2 separate regions of the Homo sapiens genome follow, and region 2 is linked to region 1. Evidence: chromatin loops called from intact Hi-C (ENCODE). Cell type or tissue: mammary epithelial cell. All regions are shown on one strand. Links, peaks and the distances in the headings refer to the core of each region. The heading gives the core; the rest is flanking DNA. Region 1 has its middle 39 kb from the start of IATPR. Region 2 overlaps ITGB1-DT (ITGB1 divergent transcript).

The links. Hi-C counts contacts between places; a loop is a spot of excess contacts. Peaks named below come from ENCODE experiments on the same cell type or tissue, not always from the same donor. Only the 100,000 strongest peaks of a DNase experiment are listed, where the experiment ranks them.
Region 2: it touches region 1 in a loop (5-fold over the local background); 4 of 110 quality-filtered maps call a loop at or near these places.

Annotation. Positions count from the first base shown.
Region 1 is chr10:33,147,869-33,163,509 of GRCh38, forward strand. No RefSeq gene overlaps it. Among named protein-coding and RNA genes, the nearest start is that of IATPR, 39 kb to the left of the region's middle. In mammary epithelial cell, for the core only: a CTCF peak has its summit at 8,145 (motif pointing left); DNase peaks (open chromatin) are centred at 8,193 and 9,453; H3K27ac peaks cover 1,120 bases.
Region 2 is chr10:33,065,566-33,081,206 of GRCh38, forward strand. All of the region lies in intron 2 of ITGB1-DT (ITGB1 divergent transcript), which reads left to right. It overlaps IATPR (ITGB1 adjacent tumor promoting lncRNA), which reads right to left. Exons shown (of 3, transcript NR_160030.1): 2 at 9,297-9,418; 3 at 8,461-8,681. Among named protein-coding and RNA genes, the nearest start is that of IATPR, 43 kb to the right of the region's middle. RefSeq lists an enhancer at 10,364-10,865. In mammary epithelial cell, for the core only: a CTCF peak has its summit at 8,278; no DNase peak of the experiment used is centred there.

The DNA of each region.
Region 1 (15,641 bases), core at 5,043-13,042:
ATGAGTGAGTCCTGGCTCTGTTAGTTCACTCGAGAGCTGGTTGTTTAAAAGATCCTGGCATCTCCTCCCCTCTCTCTTACTTCCTTTCTTCCCATGTGACATGCCTGCTCCCCCTTCACCTTCTGCCATGAGTAAAAGCTTCTTGAGGCCTCACCAGAAGCTGAGCAGATGCTGGTGCCATGCTTATACAGCCTGCAGAACCGTGAGCCAAATAAACCTCTTTTCCTTATAAACTGCCCAGTTTCAGGTATTCTTTTATAGCAATGTGAAATGGACCAACACTGTGTATGTGTTTCCCATATGTGTGTGTTCGTAATAATAAGAGACGTGCCACAATGAGATGAATTATATCATTAATGTCAATAAGTTTATGTGGATTTTAAGTTGGCTCGGAAGGCATTTATTGAAGAGTGCTACCCAACTTGTTGAAAAGATATTGCCATTGCCGGACATTGCTTGTGACCTAACAATTCCCTTGTTTTATTTGGCCATGGAATCCTTTCTTTATATATTTTGATTAACACCCTTGTAAACACAATTCCTCAAAACATCATTTGGGAAATGCTGAACCACAGCAATCACAAAGAAAAGAATTAAAAGCAGGGACTTAAGCAGATATTGTACACCCATGTTTATAGCTACATTATACACAATAGTCAAAAGTTAGAAACAACTCAAATGTTCATTGATGAATGAATGAATAAATAGAAGATGGTATATACATACAGTGGAATATTTTTCAGTCTTACAAAGGAATGAAATTCTGATACATGTTGCAACATGGGTGAACCTCAAAAACATGCTTATCTAAATATACCAGACACAAAAGGATAAATACCATGTGATTCCACTTATATGAGGTACCTACAGTAGTCAAATTCATAGAGACAGAAAGTAGAATGGTGATTTACAGGCACTGGGGCGAGGGAGGAATGGAAAGTTGTTTAATGGGTAGAGTTTTCATATTGGATGAAAAAGTTATGGAACTGGCTTGTGAAGTGGTTGTACAACATTGTGAATGTACTTAATGCCATTAAGTCGTGCACTTAAAAAATGTTTAAAGCGGCAAAGTTTGTGTGATATGTGTTTTTCCATAATTTAAAAAAAGAAAAGAAAAAGGAATAATTAGAGAATACGAATGAAGCTATGGAGATTAAAACTAGCATGGTGGCTCACTCCTGTAATCCCAGCACTTTGGGAGGCCAAGGCAGGCAGATCACTTGAGATCAAGAGTTTGAGACCAGCCTGGCCAACATGGTGAAACCCCGTCTTACTAAAAATACAAAAAAATTAGCTGGGTGTGGTGGTGTGTACCTGTAATCCCAGCTACTTGGGAGGCTGAGGCAAGAGAATCCCTTGAACCCAGGAGATGGAGGTTGCAGTGAGCCAAGATTGCGTCACTCCACTCCAGCCTGGGCGACAGAGTGAGACTCTGTCATAGACAAACAAACAAACAAAAAACCCAAAACTAGAATATCTCCTCTTACAGCATTTTATTACAAAGGTTAGAAGAGGGAAATGGATTTTTTTAAAAAAACAGACATGGAAAATAGAAAATGAAAAACTGGAAAATCAGAATTGAATGAGGAAATCCAAGATCTGATGGACAGGAATTCCAGAAACAGGAAATAAGAAAATAGAGTGCACAGAATTATTAAAATATTAATACAAGAAAACTTCCCAGAGCTGATGGACACAAGTTTCTAGATTGAAATAGCCCATAATATGCTGAGAACATATCAAAGACTGAAAATACGCCTACATAGAGACGTAGCATCATGGAACCTGTGGTCATGGAATGACCTAAAAGATTCCAGAAATCAGCCTTAAAAGAAGGATTAGGAAAAAGAATAGTACTGGATTTTCCAACAGCAACACCATGAGCCACAAGGCAATGGACCAAAGCCTTCCACATGCAAAGGGAAAATGATTTCCAACCTAAAATTATTATTATTATTATTTTTGAGATGGAGTTTCACTCTTGTTGCCCAGGTTGGAGAGCAATGGTGTGATCTCGGCTCACCACAACCTCCACCTCCTGGGTTCAAGTGATTCTTCTGCCTAGCCTCCCGAGTAGCTGGGATTACAGGCACGTGATACCACGCCTGGGACTGATTTTGTATTTTTAATAGAGACAGGGTTTCTCCATGTTGGTCAGTCTGGTCTCGAACTCGTGACCTCAGGTGATCTGCCCACCTGGGCCTCCCAAAGTGCTGGGATTATAGGCGTGAGCCACCGTGCCTGGCCCCAGCCTAAAATTCTATGCTTAGCTGAAAGATTGATAAGAAAATGCTGGTCATCCTCTTGCAGTTGGCACTAAATTCATGTAAGATTATTTGTTCTTTAAGGCTCTGTTCTGCAGGCCAGTCAATGTGAGGATGTTTGCTATCAAACACTTTTTCAAAGCATTTTTAGTTCATCTGTTCTTTCGTTCAGCCCTTAGAGAGGTCATGTAGTAGCAGAGAAGGAATTCAGAGAACTGGCTCAACTTCCTTTTGCCATCGTTTTATTTTTGAGCCTGTGTGTTCTAGATCCTGTGACTTCTTGTTTCTTGGTTTAATCTCTCATTTGGCAAGATCATATCCTCCAACAGCTGCAGAGATATGGAAAATATGAGTACCTACACATCAGCAAATGTCTTTAGTCTATAATTAAATTTGACAGTACATTAAGAAACATAGGATCCCAAAGCAGAGGAGCCCAAGAACGACAGCGATGCCTGTCTTGTTCTTTATTGGCCAGTTTGCCCCATGCGGGCATCCCAGGGCCTGTAGGCTTTGAGCAAGCGAGATCCTTGAACATCACTGAAGTCTGGGAGGGATGGGAGAAGCAGACCCTCCAAGGGATCTGGTCATGTGGGGCCAGGGCATGGGATCTATAGTTCTTCGTGCTTCAGCTCCCACCACGGCAGGTGCCAGGAGAGAAGCTGAGTCCACTGGAGAGGAAGCAATGGCTAGGGTACTAGGCTGTGCACTGAGCTCTCCGCTGAGAGCCTCGGAGGTGGAGAGTGGATGGGAGAGAGGGCACAACAAAAATTGGGGTGGTGCAATCAAGTTTATTACACTACCCCCTCCCAACCAAACCCATCCTCTGAGAAGTAACCCTGTTCAACAGCTTAGCTTGGAAATATTAACATCTCTGATTGTTGGTCAGGAAGCATGATGCCATTTTTATCTTTTTCATCTAAACAAAGTCAAACAAAACCTCTCTCTCTTCAGGGCAAACAACCTTGACAGATGGGTTTCCTGGGCAACTGTAGGCACCTTGAGTATTTTCTTCAGTGCGGTTACCTCTGTACCTGACACTCAGTCAATGTTGCTTGAGTGGACAAGTGAATGACTGTCCAGCATCAATACATTCCTGTTGATTTGTTAGATGAGGAGACCATAAGGAAAAAAAAAAGTCACATCATGTGGATCAGTTGTTCTCAAACTTGAGCATGCACAAGCATTGCGTGGGGAAGATTGTGAAAACTGCAGGCCTTGGTTTCCAGTGTTAAAGTTTCCAATTCCGTCGATCTGGGGTGGAGAGGAGAATTTGCATTTTTAAAAACAAACATCTCAGGTGAGTCTGGTGCAGGTGGTGTGGAGACCACATTAAGAGAAGCAATGCTGAAAGTGCTGGTCATTTGTGGCATGTTGCCTTAGGGATGTGAATGGTAGAAAAAGACCATGTTTTATGTTTACTCCCAGCAAGGGCCACACCTACAGGACACAGCTGCAGATACCACATTTGCCTTCCTATCCACCTGACATTGGAGAGAACTTGCTACTGAAAAAGGAACTTGACCATTATTGCAACAAATGACCTGTAAATACACAGTGTGAGCTATCCACACAGTGTGGGCTGAGACATGCCGAAGTCCTATATCACTCCCAAATATCTCTCATCCTATGGCATTTTATCCCATAGGCATTTATTAGGTACTTACTTTGTGCCAGGCACTGTGTTCAGTTCTGGAGACAACAGGTGTTTCAGAAATATAAGTCTTGAGCCAGGCAGCGTGGTGCACACCTCTAGTTCCAGCTACTTGGGAAGCTAAGCCTGGAGGATCACTTGAGCCCAGGAGTTCGAGGCCAGCCTGGGCAACATAATGAGATCCTGTCTCTAAAAAATAAAAAATAAGAAAAAGATATAAAGGTTTTTGAAATCTTTTATCATATTTGTACTTTCTTTGGGCAAGAATGCAACCACGTTCCCTGTGAATCTAGTAGCAAGACGAGTGAGCATGAAGTCAGCAATGGTGAGTGGATGAAGGGTAGTAGAAGGTGTGAACCAGAAAAAACTGATTTTGTTAACCAACCTCAGTGAAACTGTGGAGAACCCATGTTTTCTAAGATCCCACGCTCTGAGAAAGTTTGCTGTTTGGTTCGCTTTGATGGGAAAGGGCAGCCCGTTCTTGTGGAGGGGCCAAGCCTCATGGGTCACTTTGACATAGGGAAGCAGCCTCGGTTTCCAAACCAGACGATAAGAAGTTTGAACACAACATTCCACAGTTATCTTAACTTTGCTGTTTCCAAGGAAACAGGACCCTGAGTCCAAGTCTTAGACCTGCTGGTTATCAGACTATGATGTTCCCAATAGAATCTACAAAGAAAAAAAAAGTTCGTGATGGGACTTGGCCAAGACCACATAAATTTACAGCGTGCCTCCCAGGCCATCCCACAGCTGCAGAGGGATGGGCAACCTCTGTCCTTTTGAGCAATTATTGCTTTCCTACCTAATGGCGACTTCTTTCCCAGTGACTCCCTCAGCCCCACTTCACTCTTCTTCCTCCTGAATAATGATTGCTGCATACCTAGTTTCTAAACGCCTGTTCTTCATGGCAGCGTCCAATATAGAGCTTTCCATCTTCCCTAGCCCCTCTTAAAAATCATTCTGCACAAGCCCAAAACCCATAACAAGCCCCGCTGCAACCCCATCTTAATGAGATGCTCCACAATTCCCGTGGTGTTCCATCAACCTTGTCGTAGCTGGTTAACAAACCTATTTTTTTTTTTTTTTTGGCCACAAGTATGTTCTTAGTAATCCTTATTTGATGGACTTTATCAAAGGGTAGAGGTTGGCAAAGATGGGATTCTTCTCCTTCAAGAGGTACATGTTTTGCAACCAGATTTCTGAGAAGACTTAATAGTAACAAGCCCCGAGTTGCAGTGTTTGCCAGCCTTTGTGGTGTAACTACTCAACATTCTGGTCAATTTCAAGCTACCAGCATGATGCCATTTTGAACACAGAGTTGGGAAGAGATGCACTCAATCAGCTTTTGGGGGTCTTCACAAGTTGGCTTCAGCAAACCACTGTCCCCAACTTACCCATCTTTCTCAAACAAGAACTTTTTTTTCTCATGGAGTTTTCCAGATTTGTTTCTCCACAGAGTAGCTTATGATCTTGTATCCCCCTGAACTTGAGCAAGGAATCTGGTGCTAAGCTGATGTATAAGCAGGTTCTGAGGAATGTCATGACAAATAGACATCACCAACACAGATCCTGCATGTAAAAATTGACGAATGGGAAACAGCCCAGAGATTCAGAGACTAGTAAACGCCCATTCATATAGTTACCGTTGGTTGCTTCTTGGAAGGTAGCTTCACAGCTAGGACTGAAGCCCCATGGTTTCATCTTAGAGAAGAGATACACACCCTCTTAGGTATCAACATGAGCTCATCTTGCTTTGGCCCAGGCTTAATGAAAGCCTTGAGAAAGACCTGGCTTTTTTTTTTTAATCATACAAAGAAAATTATCTTTGTGGAATATCTGTGAAGTGATTATAGATAATGGTCCACGATCTGATGGCTACAAGTTCAGCCACTTGGCTGAGAAACGAATTCCCTATCTGCTACTCCAAGACCTCATTATGTGCTCACGCTGGCAAATTGGTAACGAAAAGACTTAAAAAGTTTCTGAGAGCAAAGCAGCTCCTTTCTTAGCCTGACTGGCCTACAGAGCAGGGCCCTTGGGAGCAGAGAACTAAATTCAATGCAAATTTCAAACAAGATTACCAGTGGCTTCTCATCCTCCTGGAAGTTTGAGAATGTGTAGACTGTACAAAGCCAACAGACAAAGATGGAAACACCGTAACTGAAGGGAGGAAAAAAGAAAATGGTTTAGGCTAGGCTAAGAAGGTTGGTATTATTTTTCTAAAGAGGCATAAGCTCCTTTGACAAGAATACAAAGGAAATGGATCTTACTTTCAGTTCAGCACTTTACTCAGCAAACTCGTGTAGTATCTTTCTTGTGCTGGAGAAATCAGAATGAAACTCTGTGTCTACTGAGAGAGATGGGTATGGGAGGCAGTTACTTGCTTCTTTGCTGTCACATCCAGTCCTTGGCCATTCTCTGAAATCTGCATTTCCCAGATAGCCTTAGCAACAGGCGTTGGTCTCTGTTTAAGGCCGTGGGGACACTGGCTTGAGATTGGAGGATGGGTATTGGGTAGATGGTGGGAGAATCATCCCCATCTCTCTTTGCTTCAGGTGGTGTTCCAGTGATCCTAGTTCCACTGGACCAGATCTAGCCAGGGAGCCTTGACTGCTGGGCTCTGGTAACAGCTTATGCTTTACCTTTGTTCTTTTAGCCCTGTGACTGCTAGCAGCTTCCTAGTGTAACTAAAATCTGAGATGCCCCCTTACGTCTTCTTTGGTTTATTCACTCTCTCAACATCTTTGTAACTGGCTTATTGCATTAAATTCCTCCTGTTGAACTACCTGGAAAGGGCTTTATTTTATTGACCATAGCCTGACAAATACAGAAAACAAATACATAATTTAATTATAATATGATGCTGCTATAAATAGCGCCTGTACAAGGCCCTCTGGAGACACAGATGGTGGCTGTCTCTCTCTCTCTCACTTGCGGGGACAAAGAAGAATCTCATTGAATGGAAAATTTGAGCTGCAGCTCCAAGAATGAGTAGAAAATCCCAAGGGAATGGGGAGGGAGTATTCCAGGCATTTTCCAGAAGTATGGCAACGTGACAAAATACGAAGTTTTAGAGGAATGGCAAATACTCACCAACCATTGAATAATGGGTCAAACACAAAACAAGCAGACTACTCAGAGCTTAGATATTCAGATTTCAGTTTTTATGCCTGTCGGCATCACTAATGCCACAGAAGCCTCAAATTCCCCTGGACTTGGAGAATGGAAGGGATCACCTGAAAATCGCTGGAAAACTTAGGACTCTGTCCTCCTTCTCTACCAATGCAAAGGGCTATTCGCCTTACTAGCAATCTCTGGGGAAACTTTAAACAATGTATTTGCAAATGATACTTATTTAAAATCTTTAAACTGCAAGACACTATTGTTGGAAATCAGATTGTCATCTTCTGAAAGATTCACTTCTTACTTGCCTCTCTTCTGCAAGAGTGAAGGGTCGGGAAGAGACTTCCGAAGTCACTGATGAACAAAATAAACCAGGGCTTGGAAAGGGCCCAGAGAACATCTGTTTAGTCTTTTTCTTTTGGTAGTGACAAAAATGGTGTCTAAGACTTAATCATCACCCCTTCCTAAAATACACACATATGGGAAGCAATGGTGGTCTTTCTGCTCTGGGGGTGGTTCACAGCTTTCAGTTTGGAGCTGAAGACTGCCACCACACACACCATTCTCATTAAAGCAGAATGACTTGCTTGCCTTCAAGGATGATATTTCCATTTCTATGCTTTAGTGCATCTTTCTGTAGTAGCAGAGAATGGTGTATTTTCAAATATGCTCCCTGTTCATGTATCACTTAATGCTCTCACAAGACCGTGATCAGCTGGCACAAATGGAAAGAGTTCAGTTACTTGCCCAGAAATCTCCAATAGACACTCATCAAGACCAGGGATCGCACCCAGGTCTCTATTTTTGGCAGGCACATTTTCTGCCACTCCATAGCCCTTTTTGGGATAGCCACTTTTGTTGCAAATTCATATCCTGTGAGAGCTCCAGGGCCAACACTCCATTAAAAACACAAGAGCTGTCAGGTTGGCCCTGTGACATTTCTCTCTCTCTCTCTCTCTCTCTCTCTCTCTGTCTCTCTCTCTCATCTACTTTTTGGAGACAATGTTTAAGGAGAGATGTTCAACCCAAGACAATGCCTCCAGGACTTTGCTTTCTCACCACCAACCACCTGACCCCAGAGAGAAATGCCCTTCTGACCCCTACTGGTTATGATGGGGCATACACCAAGTGCAGAGAATTCTTTCCAAGCTGATTTCAGAATATTCTCCAAAACACTCTCCAACAATGATTGGACAAGAAGGTTAAACATAGAGAACGTTGACTCAGTCCTGATTAAACAGGCTGAAAAGACAGAAACAAATAATCACCACGTATGTAGCAATAATGGAGCAACAAAGTAAATATGAAGGCAGAGGCTTGCTATCAATATTTAACTAGAGGATTAATATACAGAGAATGCACTTCCGAGAATACCAAGGTGACCAGGGGGGCAGAAATGACTCAATTATGATACACTGTCACAGTCAGGGAAGAAGAAAGTGTTGTCTGCATTGTTTAACTTAGTGTTATAAACGCACAACTGAGGCAATCACGGTGATTAACATGGAGATGATGATGAGTGATAACGCCAGACTCATTAGCATGAAGCATTTGTTGATAGAAACGGATAGGGAACAAGTTGTAAATTCTGGCCAAGAATTTCTCCCTAAGAGATTCCTGTACATCGCACATCGCAGTCTTGCATATCGAGACTGTTCTAAGGCTTTTTTTTTTTTTTTTGGTCCTTTATTTGCTCAATGAGACCAAATGTCTCAAGAATCACTTCTTTACATCTTGGGGTAAAGTTTCTAACCATAATGTGCCCTGATATTCATTTGTACAAACAAATATGTTTCTTAGTCTATTGCTATTCAACCATTTCTTAGAATGGGGACATTATCAAAGTATTGAATATGCAAATTTTTCCATGAGTAAGTAAATTTGGGGAATTCTGGATTAAAGTGTACTTTAGCATATCAAAATGGCTTTAGTGTGGTGAGATACACTGAGATTCTTCAAGAGGGATGTAGTTGTATATGGCACTTCCCATAAACATTAGTCTATACCATCGTCTCTATAGAAATATCTTAAATAACCAAGATTCCTTAGGAGGCTCTTGAGGAACGGCTTTTCTTTCCTGATTCTTTTCTTCAATCAGTCCAGTCCATTGCTGGGTTTCCTCTACACCATCTTGCCCACACTTCCTTTATGTATGGAGTGAGATGGTCACCAGCTGGTTTTCTGAAAATCTTCATACCAGAGGAGGTGAAAATGCTCTGTAGTATCATCCAGAGACCCTACCCTCGAGTGTGCTAGGAAGGACCATATACTCCTGAGTCTTCTCTGACAGCAATGATCCCCACCAATGTCTTGTTCTCTTTCCTATTAGAACAGCATGCAGACACATTGGCACCAAATACCTAAAAGTCATTGCTCCTCAACAGGAAATGACACATTTTCAGTCCCACTGGGATTGCATCATATTCCGATACTATTTCTTGAAGAGCTAATGCTATGTGAACCTCTAAGATTACGGGACCTTATATGTTCCCATCTCCATTTCCATGATTTAATATTGCAAGATTCCGGCATTTTCCTTCTTGTCCCCTCTGAAATCCTATTCTTCCCTCCACTCTGTGTCTCACTAACAACTCCTCCTGGAGCTGCACAGAAATAGAGACCATTAGTCTTTGAGACAAGGCTGAGTACAAAAAAGAGTTGAAACAAGTGACAGTGAATTTCAGGAGTCAGGTTTCTCTGCAAGGAGCCAGGTTTCATTTCTGCCTTGGCCATTATGTGTTTATTTGGGTGAACTTGGTCAGGTGGTTACCACCTTTGTTTTTTCTCTGTCAAAAAGGGATCATGGCACCCAAGCAGCATATTAAAATGAGCAAAAGCCACAAAAATGTAAGGCCACAAAATGGTGAAAAATGACTGCCACAGACATTCATAATTTTTTAAAATTTTATTTCAAGGTTACTGCATTGATTCTTTCTCTGATAGTGAAAAACCTGGTACGGGTCAATTTTTTTATAATAAACTTCAGGGGATGGTACATATTCAAGTGGAAATGAATGGACGGCATGGCTGCGAGTCAGTTAGTCAAGCTGTATATATTCAGATTGAAATGGGCAACTGTCTAATTGCACTTACGGAGAGAGGGGGCACCAAGGCACCTTTACCTCTTCCTTGCGTCTTGGTAAGTGTTTGCTTGACCTTGGCTTAGGAAGGAGCCTGCCCTGCCGTAGGACAGTAAGAATTAGCTCAAAACGATTCTTCCAAGGAAGAGCCACAGAGAAGAGATCAATGAAGAATATTAAAGATCTGTAATCTTGCTTTGCCTTAAATAAGCCTATGGGTTTGCCTTAGGACAAGACTAAAAAAAAAAAAAAAAGAAGCTGATCCCACTACTGGGTATCTACCCAGAGGAAAAGAAGTCATTAATGCCCATCAATCAATGAGTGGATACAGAAAATGTGGTAGATAGATAGATATAGATATATAAACAGATATACCATAGAATACTACTCAGCCGTAAAGAGGAATGAAATGATGGCATTTGCAGCAACTGGATGGGATTGGAGACTATTATTCTGAGTGAGGTAACTCAGGAATGGAAAACCAAGCATAGTATGTTCTCACTCGTAAGTGGGAGCTAAGCTATGAGGACGCAAAGGCATAAGAATGATACAATGGACTGGCCGGGCGCGGTGGCGTGATCACGCCTGTAATCCCAGCACTTTGGGAGGCCGAGGCGCGTGGATCACGAAGTCAGGAGATCGAGACCATCCTAGCTAACACGGTGAAACCCCGTCTCTACTAAAAATACAAAAAATTAGCCGGACGCGGTGGCGGGCGCCTGTAGTCCCAGCTACTCGGAAGGCTGAGGCAGGAGAATGGTGTGAACCCGGGAGGCGGAGCTTGCAGTGAGCCGAGATCGCGCCACTGCACTCCAGCCTGGGCGAAAGAGTGAGACTCCGCCTCAAAAAAAAAAAAAAAAGAATGATACAATGGACTTTGGGGACTCGGGGGGAGAGGGTGGGAGGGGAGTGAGGGGTAAAAGACTACACATTGGGTACAGTGTACACTGCTCAGGTGACGGGTGCACCAAAATGAGAAATCACCACTAAAGAACTTACGCATGTAACCAAACACCTGTTCCCCCCAAAACCAATAGAAATTAAAGAAACAAACAAGCAAATAAATGAATACATAAAAATACTCATTTAAAAAAAAGGTGAATTGCTGGGTACCAAAAAATGGGAGGAGTTTTTAGTTTGGGGCCTGGAATGTCAGAAAAAGAGAGAGTAAGAGTCCCTGGTATAGCTGGTTAGGGGAGGCAGAGAGCATGAACCTGGAGTCATACTGCCAATTCCTCAATCCTGCCTCCGCCACATGCTGGCTGGGCCATCTCCTTCATATTCCTTAACCTCCTTGTGCCGCCGTTTCATACTTTGCAAGTGGTGATAATGATGATTATATCTAGCCAGTGGGCTTGTTGTAAGGATGAAATAATACATGCATGTGAAGTGCTTAAAATAGTACCAGGCACATGGCAAGGTCTTAAATAGCAATTATATTATCAATACTAAATAAATATCCTGCCTGCTCTCGGACTCCAGGGGTTGGAGTGGGAAGGAGTGAAGGGTGGAAAATGCAAGAAAGAAGAGAAAATGTTCTAAGCACCTTAGCAGAGGAGTAGCTTGGAGTGCCTTGTGGTGCCGGGGCTTTCTTGAGAAGCCCATGGAGGTGTCCCCCATGTTGGAAATAGCTGCATAAGGTGAGGGGATGGATCATGCAGTTCTGCTTTCAGTTATTTGATAATGATGTGGCTTTTAATAACTCCTCTGTCAACTCCCTACTGCCCTATTCCACAGCACACCCATTTTTACTTAAAGACTTTAAGTAAAACTCTGCTTTAAACAATGACCTGTGTGCATGGCTACTTAGGGGGATTAAACAAAAGGTGTTGTGTTCTTTATCCGGGCGGTGTTGCCTGTTTAGTTGTGATGGGGTAAGAAGAGATGAGGTACTGGATGTGAGGCTCCAGAGAGATGGAGAATTCAGAGGAAGCAACATCACAAAGAGAGGCATCCCAGAGAAACTCAGGAGAGACTTGGGCGTGGAGGATGCAGAGAATTTCACTGTATGTGTGTTGGGGGGCTCTTGGAACTTCTAATGAGAGCCTCAAGGAGGGGAGATTCTTTAAAAGTGGGGATTTGGCTGACACCGGTTCTAGCTTCTTCCTGGGAACTGCGTTCCTAGTTCTTAGCCCAGCTGTGAGGCTAGGTCTTCTCACTGGCGGCTGTCATACTTCATGGACATTCCTGCCTCTTAGTCAACTTGCTCCTTCAAAGTTGACTGTTGCTCCTGACTGTTCTCGGACCCCAGCCTCTTGGCCCATCTGCTACCAGCACTACACCTGTCTGTCAGTTCCACCCGGAAATGCCTCCGTGCTTGACCTGTTTCTCCACATCAACCTCCCCTGGAGCTCGAGACCCACATTCCCTACATTCTCACTGCCTGCCCCGCTCTCACAGCTCAGCAGGAGACAGATGCAAACAGTTACTTAAACCAGCATATCATTAATATCTTAATCAGTACAGTGTGGCAAAAGAACAGGGCCTCTTTTTTTTTTTTTTTTTTTTGAGATGGAGTCTCCTCGCTCTGTCGCCCAGGCTGGAGAGCAGTGGTGTGATCTCAACTTACTGCAGCCTCCACCTCCTGGGTTCAAGAGATTCTCCTGCCTCAGCCTCCTGAGTAGCTGGGATTACAGGCACCCACTACCACGCTCAGTTAATTTTTGAATTTTTAGTAGAGATGGGGTTTCACCATGTTGGCCAGGCTGGTCTTGAGCTCCTGACCTCAAGTGATCCATCTGCCTCGGCCTCCCAAAGTGCTGGGATTACAGGCGTAAGCCACTGCACCCAGCCTCAAGAACAGGGCCTTTTAAAGAGAGTAACAGGGGACAAAGTTTAAGTTGAGGGGTCAGTGAAGACCTCTAAGAGGAAAGGATATTTAAATTGCAACCTGGACAATTAATAAGGGACAACTGGGTGAATGGGACACATGGGAGAGCTAACTAAGAAAGGAAAGCATAGGCAGCGCTTTTGACATTTTTAAGGCATTGAAAGACCAGTGTATCTGGACCTCAGCAAGCACGGCGTAAAACGGCATGAGGTGAAATGAAACAGATAGGGAGCCCTGTTATTATTTATTAATGTAGGTATACTGTAGTATCTGTAAGTCCTCAGATCATGCAGAACTTATAGACCACAGGTTTCAGTTACCTATGGCTGTGTAACAAACTATCCCCAAACTTAGTGGATTAACACAAGAATGATGTATTATTTCTAGCAGTTGAATAGGTTGACTGCACCCACGGGCTAGTTCTGCTCCATGTAGGGTAGCTGACATCACTCATGTGGCTTCCTTTATCTGAGATCTCCCTTGGGGCTATAAGGCTCAAGCTGGTCTCTTGTCTTCTAGGGTCCCTGGCTGCATGACCTCTCACTGCCCATTCATCTTGCTGGAGCTTCTTTTTTTTTTGAGACAGAATCTCACTCTGTTGCCCAGGCTGGAGGGCAGTGGTGCGATCTCAGCTCACTGCAACCTCTGCCTCCCAGATTCAAGTGATTCTCCTGCCTCAGCCTCCTAAGTAGCTGGGATTACAAGGGTGCGCCATCACACTTGACACATTTTTGTATTTTTAGTGGAGATAGGGTTTCACTATGTTGGCCAGGCTGCTCTTGAACTCCTGAGCTCAAGTGATCCACCTGCCTTGGCCTTCCAAAGTGCTAAGATTACAGGTGTGAACCACCACGCCTGGCCTTGCTGGAGCTTCTTTACAGCATGGTGACTGCTGTCCAGAGGACAGTGCCCATGTGTAAAATGCTTATTAAGCAGCCACTTAGTGTCAGTTAGCCAAGCCCAGAGTCAATGTTTAAAGAGAACACACAAGGCACAGAGACCAGGAGGTGTGGCTCACTGGGGACCACTAGACCAGGGTACGGTGACCAGGTTTTATTCTAAAAGCAATGGGAAATCTGAATATTTTAAAGCAGAGGGATGACGATTCAATTCACATTTTGAAAAGTAAAAAGTGAAATGAAAGAATATTTTATTGCTATCCCACATTCAGTATGCCTAAAATTGCCCTCGTTTACTTTTTCCCCAAATTAGCTTTTCTGTTTTAAAAATTTTTTTAGAGACGGAGTCTCACTATGTTGGCCAGGTTAACCTCGAACTCCTGGCCTCAAGTGATCCTCCCACCTCAGCCTCCTGAGTGGCTGGAATTACAGAAGTGAGCCACTGCACCCAGTTAGCTACTGCTTTTGTTGTTCTTTTTAGAATGGCTGATGCTGCTATACTTCTGGCCAACCAAACTGAGAAGTAAGCATCTTCTTGAAGTCTTCTTGCCTCCATTGTCTTTTAATGTCTTCATGTTTTACCTCCATGTGTACTCCCTGGAGCTCAGAATAACAGCCTCAAGTGATTGTAAGACAGACAAATTGGCTGTTGTGCGTTAGGAGGTGGACTTTACCTTGTGATTTCGTAACAAGAATACTTTGCACTTGCAGATGTCCCTGCATCTACTCTTTTATTTCTCATGGTCACCAATCAGAGTTTCCAAACTTTTTCCTAATAGACATCCTTGTCTTTTTCTCCTAACTCTACGTGCACCCCTATCAGACTACTACCAATGTAATCTTTCTAATCAACCCAAGTAATTCCTCTGCCAACATCTCCACTGTATCTCCATTGGAATAAATGACAGTACTTTTTAGGCAAGAAGGAGGTGTTCATGATAGGCTAATTCAATTCTGCCTTTATTTGAGGGAGGTTTTAGGACCCGCAGAAGTTACAGGACTGCTCCAATGTTGCACCTGTAGCAGAGTCAGAATTTGTACCCAGTTTTTTTTTTTTTTGAGACAGGGTCTTGCTCTGTTGCCCAGGCTTGAGTGCAGTGGCACCATCATAGCTCACTGCAGCCGTGAACTCCTCCTGAGTAGCTGGGACCATAGGCACACACCATCACACCTGGCTAATCTTTTTACATTTTTGTGAGACAAGGTCTCACTATGTTCCCCAGGCTGGTCTTGAACTCTTGGCCTCAAGAGATCCTTCTTCTTTGGCATCCTAAATCATTGAGACTACAGGTGTGAGCCACTGTGCATGACTGGAACCCAGCTCTTCTGACTTCAAGTCTAGACTTTTTTTTTTTTTTTTTTTTGAGACGGAGTGTCACTCTGTCTCCCAGGCTGGAGGGCAATGGCGCAGTCTTGGCTCACCGCAACCTCCGCCTCCTGGGTTCAAGAGATTCTCTTGCCTCAGCCTCCTGAGTAGCTGGGATTACAGGCATGTGCCACCACGACCAGCAAATTTTTGTATTTTTAGTAGAGACGGGGTTTCACTATGTTGGCCAGGCTGGTCTCGAACTCCTGACCTCAGGTGACCCGCCTGCCTTGGCCTCCCAAAGCACTGGGATTACAGGCATGACCTGCTGCACCCAGCCACGTCTAGAATTTTTTAAGAAAGAAATTATTGTGTAACTTTCTGAGTGTTTTAGACATTTTGTCAATTTAGTTTTCACAACCAGTTTTTGGTTCCCATGGTATTGTCTTCATTTTTATCAATGCATTAACCAAAACTCAGCAAAA
Region 2 (15,641 bases), core at 4,094-12,093, 83 kb before region 1:
ACAATGCTTTTATAGAGATTAAAATGAAAAAATATGTAAGGTGCCTAACTCAGTCTGAAAATTATAGTCTGTTTGATTAAGTAGCTATAACAAAGACTCCCAAAGCTACAGCATTTAAGAAATAGAGGACCAGACATGGTGGCTCACACCTGTAATCCCAGCACTTCGGGAGGCCGAGGCAGGTGGATCACCTGAGGTCAGGAGTTCGAGACTAGCCTGGCCAACATGGTGAAACCCCGTCTCTACTAAAAATACAAAAATTAGCCGGGCATGGTGGCACATGCCTGTAATCCCATCTACTTGGGAGGCTAAGGCAGGAGAATCACTTGAACCCGGGAGTCGGAGGTTGCAGTGAGCCGAGATCGTGCCATTGCACTCCAGCCTGGGCAAGAAGAACAAAACTCCATCTCAAAAAAAAAAAAAAAAATAGAGATGTTCATTTTTGTCTCATGTTAATAACAATGATTTGAGTTGGTGGGGTATCTCACTTTATTAAGTTTATCAGGGACCATGATCCTTTCATCTTGTTCTTCTGTCGTTTCCTAGGGAAGAGATATACAAATGATGGCTCCCAGATTGTTTTTGCAAATAAAGTTTTATTGGCACCCAGCCACACTCATTTGTTAACATACTGTCTACAGTTGCTTTAACAGGTAGAGTTGAGTAGTTGCAACAAACCAAATGGACCCCAAAGCCAAAAGTATTTACTATCTGCAACTTTTATTATTTATTATTTTTTATTTTTTGAGACAGGGTCTTGCTCTGTGGCCCAGGCTGGAGTGCAGTTGCATGATCTCGGCTCACTGCAACCTCTGCCTCCCAGGTTCAAGTCATTCTCCCACCTCAGCCTCCCAGGTAGCTGGGACTACCGGTACGTGTCACCACGTCTGGCTAATTTTTGTATTTTCAGTAGAGACAGGGTTTCACCATGTTGGCCAGGCTGGTCTCAAACACCCAACCACAGGTGATCCGCCCACCTCGGCCTCCTAAAGTGCTGTGATTACAGGCGTGAGCCACCACACCCAGCCACTTTCTACATCTTTAGTAGAGTTTGCTGGCCGAGGCTTTGTTATGGGTTAGTCCGTGTTTCAGCTCACTAGGAAGAAGGGCAGCAATTTCCTTTCAGGGTGGAAGTTGCATACATGACATCAGCTCACCCTTCATTGATGAGAACTTAGTCACGTGGTCATACTCAGCTGCCAGGTAGCCAGGATATGCAGTGTGGCCTTGGGCAGTGATATGCCCAGCTCTAATCATATCACTTTGAAAGATGGGAAGAATTAATTCTGGTACAAACCAACAGTGTCTGCCACATTTGTCCTCAGTATGAGCTCCCTTTCCCTTTCCCAAGTGTCAGACTACCCAAAAAATCCACAGTTCTCGTTCCTTCACTGCAGTGCCCTCTAGCTTCTGCTCCTGGCTTTCTTGAGTGTCTCTGTTGTTGCTTCTTATCTCTAATGTCACCCAGTTCTCATTTAATCTTAGCAAGTCCGGTTGACCTTTTAGAAAAACAGCCCTATGATTTATGACAGGGTTTTTCAACGCTGGCGCTTGACATGAAATTCTTTGTTTTAGGAGCTGTCTTGGGCAATGTAGAATGTTGAGTCACATCCCTGCCTTCGGCCCAGTGGATTCCAGTAGCATCTCCCTGTTGTGATGACCAAAAATGCCTCCAGACATTACCAAGTGTCCTTGGGGGGACAAAATTGCCTGTGGTTGAGAATCACTGACTTACAGGTGGATGGGATCTCTACCTTTTGTCCCACCATGTTTTTAATGGTCACCAACATTTTGGTTCAAAGAGAATTCCTCCTTTATAATGATAAATCTCTCTTGGTTTTACAAAGCAATGCTATTTGACTAAATTTAACTTCTTAGGTATTGAGTCTGTATTTGTAGATGTGAAGCTTTTTAACTCTGAGGAGCTCTAGGTAATTATTTCACCCAAATAATCCTATGAACACTAGAATCTATTCTAAAATATCAGATCTAGGCTATGGATCAGGGGAGACTTTGAGGCAGAGAGAAGAGAAGCTGTTTAATTTAGGAGGCAAAAAGTGGGGGCAGGAGGAAGAGAAGCTCATTGAGAAATAGTAAAAAAAGGACTTACTGGAATGTTGTATTCATGGGCAAGAAAATGCCGATTCATTTTACAGTGTGCTACATGATATTCCAGACCTCGAACTTCAGGATGCATTAAAATCACTTGGCACTCTTGTTCAAATGTGTTTAACCCACCTCCAGAGATTCTAGTTCAGTTGATCTGGTGGCAGGAGGTAGTGGGTGGGGTGGGCAGAAATGGAAATTCTGATGCCATTGATCCAATTTTAAAAAATGACTGTTTTAGACTAACTTTTCAGAAACGTTTAAAAATGTTTCTATGTTCATTTAAATAATAGCTGTCAATTGTGATTGAGGAATCACACCAGCATGAGTAGTTTATTTTGTCATTTAGCCCAGGTTCTAATTCATGGCATCTATGCCAAGTGAGGAACAAAGTGGGCTTTGTTAATTGCCTGCCAATACCTTGTTTCCCAGCACAGAACTCTCTAGAAGCTGGATTGCACCATGTGCTTTAGGCTGGAGCTAATGTTTGGCCTTTTATTTCCTCTTCTCTGGATTTCTGCCTATTTTATCTCTTGTCCTTCCCTCCAAAATAAATGATAGGCAGGGCCCTGCTACCGTAGCACCAGGCAAAGTCTATTGGTTACACCCTCCAGTGACCTAGGAAAGGGAGCAGGACAGAGAGGGACCATTTTGGTTGTAAAGATAAAAATTGGAACCAAAGGCAACAAGCCTCAAGTAGTTAATGAGGAACCTTAAAATGATGAGAAAAAGAGATTTTTGAAAGTTAAATTAGTGACTCTAATGAATTCACTTTAGCATGTGATGCCTAATCTCATTCTTGCCTGGTATCAATGACCAGCACCCACCAGTCAAGGCTCCTTTGCCCATGGCGAGGGCAGTTGTTTGGGCCAGCCAGAATCCCCTTGACACCAGAGAGGAGAGGCCAGGCCTCCTGTCCTGAGGTGGAAGCCAGTCCTGTTCTTCCTGTTGCATGGGCAGTTGGAATCCAGAGTGCACAAGAGAAGATAAAAGTCGTGCTTTGCAAGGGAACTGATCTTTAACACAGCAACCTTGGCTGATGAGGCTTAGGTTTTCACAAAGGAGATCCACCTACTCCTCAGAGTTGGTGCAAGCAGGAGGGCAGAAAAAGAATCTAAAATGTGGACAGGGCTGGGAGTGGTGGCTCACACCTGTAATCCCAGCACTTTGGGAGGCCGAGTCAGGCAGATCAATTAAGCCCAGCAGTTCGATACTAGCCTGGCCAACATGGTGAAACCCCGTCTCTACAAAAAATACAACAATTAGCCAGGCGTGGTGGCAGGCACCTGTAATTCCAGCTATTTGGGAGGCTCAGGCATGAGAATTGCCTGAACCAAGGAAGTGGAGGTCGCAGTGGGCCAAGATCATACCACTGCACTCCAGCCTGGGCAACAGAGTGAGAACCTGTCTCAAAAATAAATAAAATAAAATGAAATGTGAACAGGAGTTGGCTCCTGTAGAGACCAAGTCCGAAATCAGATGCAGGGGAATAAGAACCTGACCTTCAACTCTTTCTCCTGCTTTTACGACTTTTCTCCCTTTCTCCTTCTTTTTCCTTCCTTCCTCCATCTCTTCTGTTTTTTTTTTTTTTCCTTTTAAAGACCAAAGACAAATTTTTCATATAGACCAACCTTAAGACAAGCTCAAGGAAGTAGCATTGTTCACACCTCTCCTTTTCTTCTTGTTCTGATATGGCCCCAATCTAGCTTGGGTTCAGTGTTGCCCCCTCATTTTGATACTCACACACTGTTTCTCTATCTCTCTCCCTTCTTTCCTTCCTTCCTTCCTTCCTTCCTTCCTTCCTTCCTTCCTTCCTTCCTCCCTCCCTCCCTCCCTCCCTAGCTCCTTCCTTCCTCTCTCTCCTTCTCTCTTTCTTTCTCTCACCCTCTTTCTCTTTATCTCTCTCTCTTTCTCTTTCTTTCTTGATAGGATCTTGCTATGTTGCCCAGGCTGGTCTCGAACCCCTGGCCTCAAGTGATCCTCCTGCTTCAGCCTCCCAAAGCATTGGGATTACAGGCATAAGTCACCATGCCTGACTCTTACACACTCTGATAACAGCAACTGTTACTGAGCTGAGCACATAGTAGGAGCCTTGTAAAAGCACAGAGTCAGTCAAATGCATATAGGCTGTCTCAAGTTGAAGCAGCTGTGTCCCAGAGGATTACTCAATGCTAAATTTCTTCTGTCCTATGTTACATTCTCTCTTGCTCCCACTTGCTTTGATCACCCACCCATCCTCAGAGATGTGTGTCCACCTGACCTGCCTGGCTCTGGCATTTTTATGAGGTGGTTGTGTTCTGATGGTGATCATGGCCCTGGTTCTAACTCTGCCTCATCCTCCCCATAGTGAGCAAGCTTTTCCCTCCCACCCTGCCCTCATAGCCTCTGTATTTGCGTTGATGTGCTTATCTCTGGGCTGAGAGCTGATTTGGTCTTCCCTGGCTACAGGGCTGAAGTAGGGCTGGTTGATACAGAGGTGCTCGGTCTGTCCTTAAGACCAGGGATGGTGTGTTAGTTTCCTTGGACTGCCATAACAAAGAACCACGAACTGAGCAGCTTCAACAACAGACATTCATTGTCTGAAAGTTCTGGAGGCTCCAAGTCCAAGATCAAGCTGTTGCAGGATTGTGGGCTCTGAGGTAGAATCTATTCTCGGCTAATTTCGTGGCTTCTGGCACTTTGCTGGCGATCTTTGGGATTCCTTTTCTTATAGAAGCATCACCCCAGTCTCTGCCTTCATATTCACATGGCCTTCTCCCTGGGTGCATGTCTGTGTCCAAATTTCCCCTTTTGATAAGGACACTAATCATGTGGGATGAGGGGCGTGTCCTACTCATGTGTGATTTCATCTTAACTAATTACATCTGCAATAACCTTATTTCCAAATAAGGTCACATTCCAAGGTACTGGGGGTTAAAACCTCCACATCTTCTTGGGGGACCCTTAAGAGATGGTGACTTTTCTGTCGCCATCTTTCACATCTGTCACTTGCATCTATTAACCTCTTTCCTGGGGCTGAGACTAGAGTGAAACAAATGAGAACTCATGGGGAACAATAAATTTAAGGGGACATAAAGTAGCTCAGCAGTCAAGATAAATTATATTTTAAATGAAGTGGGTTTTTAAATATATATATATTGTGTCTTTTTTTGGTCAGTTTTTTAGTGTTTTTAATTTTTTTTTTTATTTTTGAAGCAGAGCCTCACTTTGTTGCTCAGGCTGGAATGGAGTGGTACAATCATGGCTCACTGCAGCCTCCATCTCCCAGACTCAAGGGATCCTCCAGAGCCTCAGAGTCCAGATTAGCTGGGACTACAGGCATACATATGCCTGGCTAATTTATATATGTTTTTTGTATAGATGGGGTCTCTCTGTATTGCCCAGGCCTCAATCAGTTCACCCACCTTGGCTTCACAAAGTGTTGGAATGACAGTCATGAGCCACTGCACCCAGCTGTGAAATGTTTTTAAATGTAAAAGTCAATGGGAAAAAATCCATGATGAACAAAATATTAACGTCATAAAGAAAGGCAGGATCTGCCCTCACGCTTGCACGGTGGAGCCTCTCTCATCTCATCCCGTCTTTGCCTGCCCCAACATTGGCTTAATGGGGACTGAGCAAACCAAGGCCCACCCCGCCCCCTGTAGCTGGGACCCTTACCTCTTGTTACCCTTGACTATAGTTTCTTTAACTTCAGAACACAACCAAAGATGCTTTGTTGGATTTTGGAATTCAGAAGGCTTGTTTAACACTAGGTTTGAACCTTATTAATTTCCTACTTCAGTGATTCTCTGCCAAGTCTTTTATACTCCTCTCAAGCTCTGTGTTTGATTAGAATACTTTCATTCCTTGAACTCAGACACTTCTTGGAGGGGGATCTTGCTGATTAGTTTGATGTCATGTGGCCCTGTCAACATTCCTTCATCTTTGCTGTTTTTTTTTTTTTTTTTTTTTTTTTAAATACCAAATGAAGGTGCACTTAGGTACGGAACTCTCTCTCTGGGTGGTGCTCCTTCCCTGGTCTCCTGTAGGGTTGGACCGGAACGCTCTCGGTGTTCACTTCTAGGGTCAGAACACATCTGGAGCAGGATTATGAAGCAGCATTTCCCCTGCAATCTGTCAAACTCGCCAACAACTAGAGAAATCACCCTGATTCCTGAGAGAGATTACCAGGAAGCCTTTTTCAGGGGCAGACGGGGTTATTTTGCCAGTGTAGCAGAAAAAAGGTAAATAACAGGTGTAAACCAAAAATAAAATTCTAAGCCTCCAGAATGACTAAATGGATCTCCCTCTTGGCCGAGGCATTCCAAAGTAAACCTGAAAAACTAGTTCAAGCTGTGATGGGAAGAGGGGCTTGTTGGATAGACCTCCTTATGCCCTCCTCCCTTTGGAATTCAGGCTCAACTGACCAGGGTTAACATTAAAACAGAGATCTTAGGACTGACAAAGCAGACTCTTTGTAGTGGGAAGACACCAAATTCCAACCTGACTCTAGTATAGCATCATAGGACAGATGGCAGGCCCTGAAAGACACTGAAGTATTTTACTCCAAAATAGATTTCTTTGACATCTTTTTAAATGGCCCTGAAAAACTGTCTTTTGTGAGGAAATCTACATTCTGTAGAGAATCCTCTTCCCTTTCTAGGTCTTTACCTCATCTGGGAGATATTTAACTAAGGGTTCGGCAAGTTTTTAGGTCTGATAAAAGACATTTGTTCTCTATTCTCTCTACAGCCTAGAGGCTTCATTTGCATAATGAAATCCCTGGTCTTCACAACCCCTTATCTTAACCTAGAAGACTTTCCTTTCTGTTGATTCCAGGTCTTTGGATAATAACTTAACGCTTTCAACTGATTGGCAATCAGAACATTTTTGAATCCACTATGACCTGGAAGCCATACCCACTCTCCCAGCCTGTCCCCCACAACTGCTTCCAGACCCAACCAATGTACACCTTACATGTATTAATTGATGTCTGCCTACAACTTCTGTCTCTCTAAAAGATATAAAATTAAGCTGTAACCCAACCACCTTGGGCACATGTTCTCAGGACCTCTTGGGGCTGTGTCACGGGCCTTGGTCACTCATATCTGACTCAGAATAAAGCTTCTGAAATATGTCACAGAGTTTAACTCTTTCCATTGACACAGGTGAGTTTGTGTTGCCCACTGCTTGTTATGTGTTACAGTAAGAACGAGATGATCCATTTGCAGAGCTTTGCCTTTTCTGTGGCCAGGTGGGCAGCTGAAGAGACTTGACATGTAGGCCAGTCATTCCATCTGTTCCCAACTCTTTCAGCCTCCTTCTGGGATCCTGTTTTTCCTGCCATCACCCAGCTGAACCCAGACTTTATTCTTTTATAACACACCCCCAGCACACAAATTTATGCACCTACACCAAATTCACTTGCCAGCCACCTCGTTCAATAGCTGTGAATATTTCTGTAGCCTCTTTCTTTTGTGAACTGCAAATAATGACCAGCCTAGTCTCTATGGTTATATTTAGGGGGAAAAGATTCTCTGTAGTAGATTTCTTTTATTAATTAATGTTCTATTTTTTCCATTCACTGATACCCTACATTTTATAGCTTCTAGGAAAATTATACTTGGTACAGTACTTTGACCCTAAATGTGTCCATGTGCAGGAAATAGTACAGTAATTGACACCCAGTTAGTGTTTAGTTAATCGTAGTTCTAAATTATGTGTCTAATGAAGAAAATTTGGAAATCACTTTGCTTAAGAATAAGGAAGTTTTGCAGGGCAAATGTATTAGTCTGTTCTCACGCTACTAATAAAGACATACTGGAGACTGTGTAATTTATAAAAAAAGAGGTTTAATGAACTCATGGTTCCTTATGGCTGGGGAGGCCTCACAATCATGGCGGAAGATGAAGGAAGAGCAAAGGGACTTCTTACATGGCAGCAGGCAACAGAGCTTGTGCAGGAGAACTCTTGTTTATAAAACCATCAGATCTCGTGAGACTTCACTCCCTATCATGAGAACAGCATGAGGGTAACCACACCCATGATTAAATTACCTCCCACTGGGTCCCTGCCACGACAAGTGGGGATTATGGGAACTACAATTCAAGATGAGATTTGGGTGAGGACACAGCCAAACCATATTAGCAAACATTTGAGCAAATGTGCTATCAACATTAAGAAGACCAACATCTAGGAGGCAGCACAGAGCTAATGCAAGAGCATTACACTTGGAGTCAGGATTGCTAAGAGCTCCTTGCAGATCTGCTACTGGGTGACTTGCAGATCTGCTACTGGGTAACTTCTCTGGGCCTCAGTTTCCTCATGTGTAAAACCAAGAGGACTGGCAGAAACACTAGCGGAGAGCCCTTCCGGCTCTAAGTCTGTGACACTTTGATGGCTCTTGTTCCTGGATGAAGGGACACCACTGGGAGAAATTTCTTCCTCCATAAGTCAACAAATTGGAATTAAAGTGCCTATGATTCCCTCCGTGAAGTTCGGTGCTGCCAACGATCACGATTCTCATGAACTCAATAAATTGTGCAATATTCTGGAAACAGCTGCCTCTCAGGGGTGGTGTTTAAGTCATCCAACTGGGAAAACAGAGGACACAAAATAATCGTAAAATGGTTTCAGGGAGACATAAGACTGACAGAAATAGAATCCCTGCTCTTTCTGGAATCGAACACTGCTGTTGCACCACAATTTCTGTGAGTTGGACCTAAAAGGAATGTCTTTACTTTTCAGGACTTGCTTTTTGTTCCTTAAAGAGCCAGGGAAATATGAAAGCAATCGATTTCTTCAGAATTCCAAAAGAAAGATATTGCTGTTTGCAAGACAAAGAAAAAAATTAAATGGAGATGGCAGCCTGTGTGTGCTGTTCCCTTCAGCAACGAGCAAACTGTGACCCAATTTGCAAGCCCTTGCAGGTTTGCAGGGTAGACCCTGGCGCTATCTCTTCCCATTAGTTTCTCTGGCAGTAGGACTGGCTGGGAGAAATTGGCTCAGTAGTACATCAGTAGTTATATTACACAGCAGCTGTGGAAAATTATTAAACTAACAGAGAGACAAATGGCTTGGGAGAGAATAAAGTTAGCAAGTCTGGAAACCCCCATTACAGTACATTATGTTGAGTTCCTTCTCCCTCTAGATTAAGACCCTGGTTCCTAAATGAGAATCCAAATTACAGCTAAACTTACTTTACTTACCTGTCTTCTTTTAAATTTGTTTCTCATTTTTCTTTGGCCAGTTAGAGATCATAGAACACTGTCCCATCTTATGCCATTTCTTTCCTCTTTGGTCTTGGACCATCTCTTCCTCTGTGCTGTCACTGGAGATATACAATTACACACGTTCAATCTCATGTGTTCCTCATACACACACACACTCATGTGGATACCCTGATATTCACTCTGCACACACATGCTCACATGCAAACACACCCTGTCTCACACACACTCATGGATGTGCACACACACTTTTGCACAATTTTTTTTTTTGAGATGGAGTCTTGCTCTGTTGCCCAGGCTGGAGTGCAGTGGCAGGATCTCGGCTCACTGCAACCTCCACCTCTCAGGTTCAAGTGATTCTCCTGTCTGAGCCTCCCTAGTAGCTGGGATTATAGGCTCGAGCCACCACGCCCAACTAATTTTTGTATTTTTAGTAGAGACAGGGTTTCACCATGTTGGCCAGGCTGGTCTTGAACTCCTGACCTCAAGTGATCCGCCTACCTCGGCCTCCCAAAATGCTGGGATTATAGGCATGAGCCACTGTGCCCGGTACATTTGCACACATTTTTGAGACTCCAGTGTCTGGGCTCTGGTTGAAAGGCCACTCTGAATTTTTTTCCACTCTCTGTGGTAGTTGGAACTATGTCTACTCCCAAGAGTTCAGACCACTCTGTTGAGAGTTCAGCATGTTTGTAAATGTAATTGGTTTATTAAACGGTATGAATTTAGTGAGAAACACACAAGAAGTATTTATTTTTCCTCCAAATGCAACCTTACAATATGTTCTGTTGAATCTGCATTTCATTTCTCTTAATGATAGGTCCCACAGCTTCTCGGTTATAATGCGGTTGGGGACCAGGCGCGGTGGCTCATGCCTGTAGTCCCAGCCACTCAAGAGGCTGAGGTAGGAGGATTGCTTGAGCCCAGGAGTTTGAGGCTGCAGTGAGCTATGATTGCACCACTGCACTCCAGCCTGGGTGACAGAGGGAGCCTGTCTCAAAAAAATAAAATAAAATGCAGTCGGGTCCAGATCAAAACTTAAATTTCTGGTCAGATTAGTGCTCATGTCCTTCTCCAAGAGCTGCCAGGCACGGAGAGTCTTGTCTAGAGGAGAGAGGAGTGGTTGGCTTTTTTATTTCTTTCACCTTCTGCTTATAGCCGCTGTGTAGTTGACATGAAACAAAGTGATTAGAGAAAAGGGACAAATGCTTTTATTTAGCTGCTGTTGTTGGAGCTCTCTCGGCTGTTTTTTTTTTTTAGATGGAGTCTCACTTTGTCGCCCAGGCTGTAGTGCAGTGGGGCAATCTCGGTTCACTGCAACCTCCACCTCCCGGGTTCAAGCAATTCTCCTGCCTTAGCCTCCCAAGTAGCTGGGACTACAGACACCTGCCACCATGCCCGGCTAATTATTGTATTTTTAGTAGAGACGGGGATTCGCCATGTTGACCAGGCTGGTCTTGAACTCCTGACCTCAAGTGTTCCGCTCACCTAGGCCTCTCAAAGTGCTGGGATTACAGGCTTCAGCCACTGCTCCCGGCCTTTCCTGGCTGTTGATGTCTGTAGATGGAGGCATCAGAAACCTGACTCTCCAGGTGGGTCACAGGTGGGTGCTTTGGAGGGTGATGTGCTTGCCTCCCCATGTATAGTTTGCTGATGTGGGGAGCTCATCTGGCTTGATGTTTCTGGCTGCACCACTCAGCCCCCATGCCCCCTGGCATGCTCACAGCAAGTGTGGCTTAGGTATTGTCCTGGGAAGCCTGGTCAGAGCTTTCCCCATTCTACAATGTCCAGGGCAGCTCTCACCTCCTGGCCATGCCATGGGGTGGGGTGTAGACCTTGTTACTGCTGCCCTCTGTTCTTCATGAAGAGCAGAGGAGCAGGTCTGCTGTAACAGAGGCTGTCCACCTGAAGACTGCCTGCCAGTGAGTCTTGCCTTCACCCCTATTCTTCACAAATGATCCTTTGGAGCCCCCCTGTATGTGGCTTTTGGGAGGGCATACCCATGTCAGGCAGAATTGTAATCCAGCCCCAAGATGCCTGCCCCTGATGTGGACACCTTGCACAATCCCCAAGATTACAATTATGATGGACTCAGCTCCTGCAATAGGTCCCTGACATATGGCACTGTCGACTTTAATAAAGGGATATTATTGGTCGGGGGTGGTGACTCATGCCTGTAATCCCAGAACTTTAGAAGGCTGAGGTGAGTGGATCACAATGTCAAGAGATCAAGACCATCCTGGCCAACAAGGTGAAACACCATCTCTACTAAAAATACAAAAATTAGCTGGGCATGGTGGCACGCACCTGTAGTCCTACCTATTCGGGAGACTGAGGCAGGAGAATCGCTTGAACTTGGGAGGTGGAGATTGCAGTGAGCCGAGATCACCCCACTGCACTCCAGCCTGGTGAAACAGTGAGACTCCGTCTCAAAAAAAAAAAAAAAAGAAAAAGAAAAAAAAAAGAAAGAAAGAAAGAAAGAAAGAAAGAAAGAAAGAAAGAAAGAAAGAAAGAAAGAAAGAAAGAAAGGGATATTACGGAGGGTGGGTCTGACCTAATCAGGAAAGTGCTAAAAAGGGGCTGGGCTCTTCCTGGAAAGGGATTTGAAGCATGAGAATCATTTAACTTGGGAGCTTTGCTGGCTTTGAAGATGGAGGGGTCATGTGGTGAGGAATGTGGGTGCCCTCTAAGAGCAGCCCCTGACTGACAGTCAGCAAGGAAGTGGAAACCTCAGTCCTATAGCTACAAGGAACTGAGTTCTGCCAATAACCACAAGAAGCTGGAAGAGGACTTGGAACATCAGGTGTGAACCCAGCCAGCCAACAGCTTGGTTCCAGCCTTGTGGCACCCTGAACGAGAACCCAGCTACATGGTGCCTGGACTTCTTAGCTACCGAGCCGTGAGCTGGTGAATTCATGTTGTTTTAAGCCACTAAGTTGGTGCCAATTGTTAGAAAGCAATAGAAACTGAAGAGTACATTGCCCCTTCACCTGCTAGTGGGGAAGAGAGAGAAAAGGCCCCAGCACCTTTCATCTAAGTCAACAACTCCCAATTCCAACTAGTTTTTTGCAAATATGATCTGGGGGCAAATGGTGGATTGATTGTAGCAGGGTCAAATAGCCTTGGAGAAGTGTCTGGCTTCCATCCAAGTCAATTATCTTTAGGGGCCGTTAGTATTACTGTTTTCAACCTTGGGTTTTTGGCCACAATTCCCAGACAACAGAAAAAGTCCTGTTCAACATCCTGCTACCCATGAGAAAAGCAGTGGTCCCAATACCTTTATTCTTTTATAATCACGATGTTGAACAAGTATGGCTTCAGGGTGTAATTATTAAGTCATTTTATTTTTGTCTCCTATAGCTCCTTTGTGCTGTGGAGCTAATTAGTCTCTTGCTCCTGGATCACCATGACTTTTATGGTCACCTTCAGGGAATGAGAAGTCTTCTAATCAGTAATTAATGTCTCATTCAGAGACATCACCAAAACTTGCCACTTCATTCAAGGTTACAGCTATACCCTTTTCCCTACCATTGTAGGTGCTGAGAGGGAGGGGAGTGGTTGACTTTGATTTTCTCCAACTTGAGCTTTGATTTGCCAGCCACATCCCCCGACACTCTGGTTTTCTATCTCTGTGAGATTAGAGGAGAGGAGAGAGGACAAGGAAGGGAATGCCCCAGGCTTGTCTTTACCGAAGGTAAAACATCACCCACATAGGGTATCTCTAGAGAACCCATGAGAGCCCTCATCAGTCACTGTAAACCGTCAGAGCCCAGAGAGTGAGAGGCCAGCCTAGGACAGATTCAGTCACGTGGAGCTTTCCTTCTCCTTCCTTCCTTGTCCATTTTTCATTTATTTGGCCCCGTCTGCTGGAGTGTCTCCGTGCTCCTGCCCTAAATGTTCCTAATTTCTGTCTCCTCTTCTTCCTCTGAGGGATGCCTCGGGGTAGGTGTTTCTCAACATTCTGACTTTTACTTTCTTCTCCTCTTTTTGATACTCTAGCTGCTGTTTGTTGTGTTTGTTTGTTTTTGGAGATGAGGTCTCCCTATGTCACCCAGGCTAGTCTTGAACTTCTGTCCTCAAGCAATCCTTCCACCTCCACCTCCCAAGTAGCTGGGACTACAGGCACACGCCACCATGCCTGGGTGATTTTTAATTTTTGTTTTTGTAAAGACAGGGTCTCACTACATTGCCCAGGCTGGTCTCAAACTCCTGGGCTCAAGTGATCTTCCTGCCTCAGCCTCCCTAAGTGCTGGGATTGCAGGTGTGAGCCATCATGCCTGTTTGGCTGGTGTTTTTCATGTGTTCCTGCGGCTTTGACTCTTAGGTTGAGGTGAGTGATTTTGTTTTTATTTATTTATTTTTATTTTTTGAGATGGAGTCTTGCTCTGTCGCCCAGGCTGGAGTGCAGTGGTGTGATCTTGGCTTATTCCAACCTCTGCTTCCCGGGTTCAAGTGATTCTCCTGCCTCAGCCTCCCAAGTAGCTGGAATTACAGGTATGTGCCACCACGCCAGGCTAATTTTTTATTTTTAGTAGAGACAGGGTTTCGCCTTGTTGGTCAGGCTGTCCTTGAACTCCTGACCTCGGGTGATCCACCCACCTTGGCTTCCCAAAGTGTTGGGATTACAGGCGTGAGCCACTGCACCCAGCCAGGTGGCTGATTTTAAAATCTGCATTTCCAGAACTCCCTCTCCTCTGAGCTCCAGTTCTGTATTCCTGATTGTACATTGGAGATCTTGACCCAAAAGGCCCACAGCCTTCTAAAGTCCCACATGTTTCAAAGGAAAGCCATCGCTCTCCTGCCCCCTTCCACCTCCCTCTCAATCCTTGTTTTTCTTAACTGTACCTCTGTTCTCCATCCACCCAGGCTGCCCAACATCTGACTGCTCCTTCTTCCTTAGTCTCTACATCAAATCCACCAAGTCCTTCCATTCTGCCTTCTCAATAGCTTTTTGTTTTGCTTTTTAATCTTATCAAAATTGAATTGTTAAAATTTTTTTTTTGCTTTATTTCAATAGCTTTAGGAGTAAAGGTGGTTTTTGATTACATGAACGCATTGTATGGTGGTGGAGTCTGGGCTTTCAGTGTACCCATCACCCGAACAGTGAACATTGTACATAATAATTTTTCATCCCTTATCCCCCTCCCACACTTCCCCCTTCTGAGTCTCCAAAGCCCATTATATCTCTGTATGCCCCTGTGTACCCAAAGGTTAGCTCCCATGTGTAAGTGAGAGCATGTGGTATTTGGTTTTCCATTCCTGAGTTGCCTCACTTAGGATGATGGCCTCCAGATCCATCCAAGTTTCTGCAAAAGACATTATTTTCCTCTTTTTTTTAAATGGCTGAGTAGTATTCCATGGTGTGTGTGTGTGTGTGTGTGTGTGTGTGTGTGTGTGTGTGTGTATGTGATATGGTTTGGCTGTGTCCCCACTCAAATATCATCTTGAATTGTAGCTCCCATAATTCCCACGTGTCATGGGAAGGTCTCATTGGGAGGCAATTTAATCATGGGGGCGGGTCTTTCCCATGCTGTTCTCGTGGCTGTGAATAAGTCTCACAAGATCTGATGGCTTTATGAAGGGGGGTTCCCCTGCACATATCTTCTTGCCTGCCGCCATGCAAGATGTGACTTTGCTTCTCTTTTGCCTTCTGCCATGATTGTGAGGCCTCCCCAGCCATGTGGAACTGTGAGTCAATTAAACCTCTTTCCTCTATAAATTACCCAGTCTCAGGTATGTCTTTATTAGCAGCATGAGAGCTGACTAATACAGTGTGTGTGTGTGTACACACCACATTTTCTTTGTGCACTCATCAGTTTATGGGCATTTAGGTGATTCCACATCTTTGCAATTGTGAATTGTGCTGCAATAGACATTTGCATGCAGGTGTCTTTTTAATATAATGATTTATCTTTCTTTGAGTAGATGTCCAGTAACGGGATTGCTGGATTGAATGGTAGATATACTTTTTGCTCTTTGAGAAATCTCCAGACCGTTTTCCACAGAGGTTGTACTAATTTACATTCCCACTAACATTGTATTCGCTTTCCCTTTTCATCAAATCTGTGCCAACATCTATTATTTTTTGACTTTTAAATAATGGCCATTGTGATGGGGGTAAGGTGGCATCTTACCACAGGGGCTTTTGAATGGGACTCCTCCTCCCCATCACAGCTGCTCCTCCCTTGGTCCAAAACTCAGAGGCAACAGTCTGTCTTTCTATCAATATGCTTTTAAAATACATACATACATACATAAATATTTTTGTAGACTGGGATCATACTCCTCCTGTTATTCTATAAATTGATTTTTTTCCCACTTAAC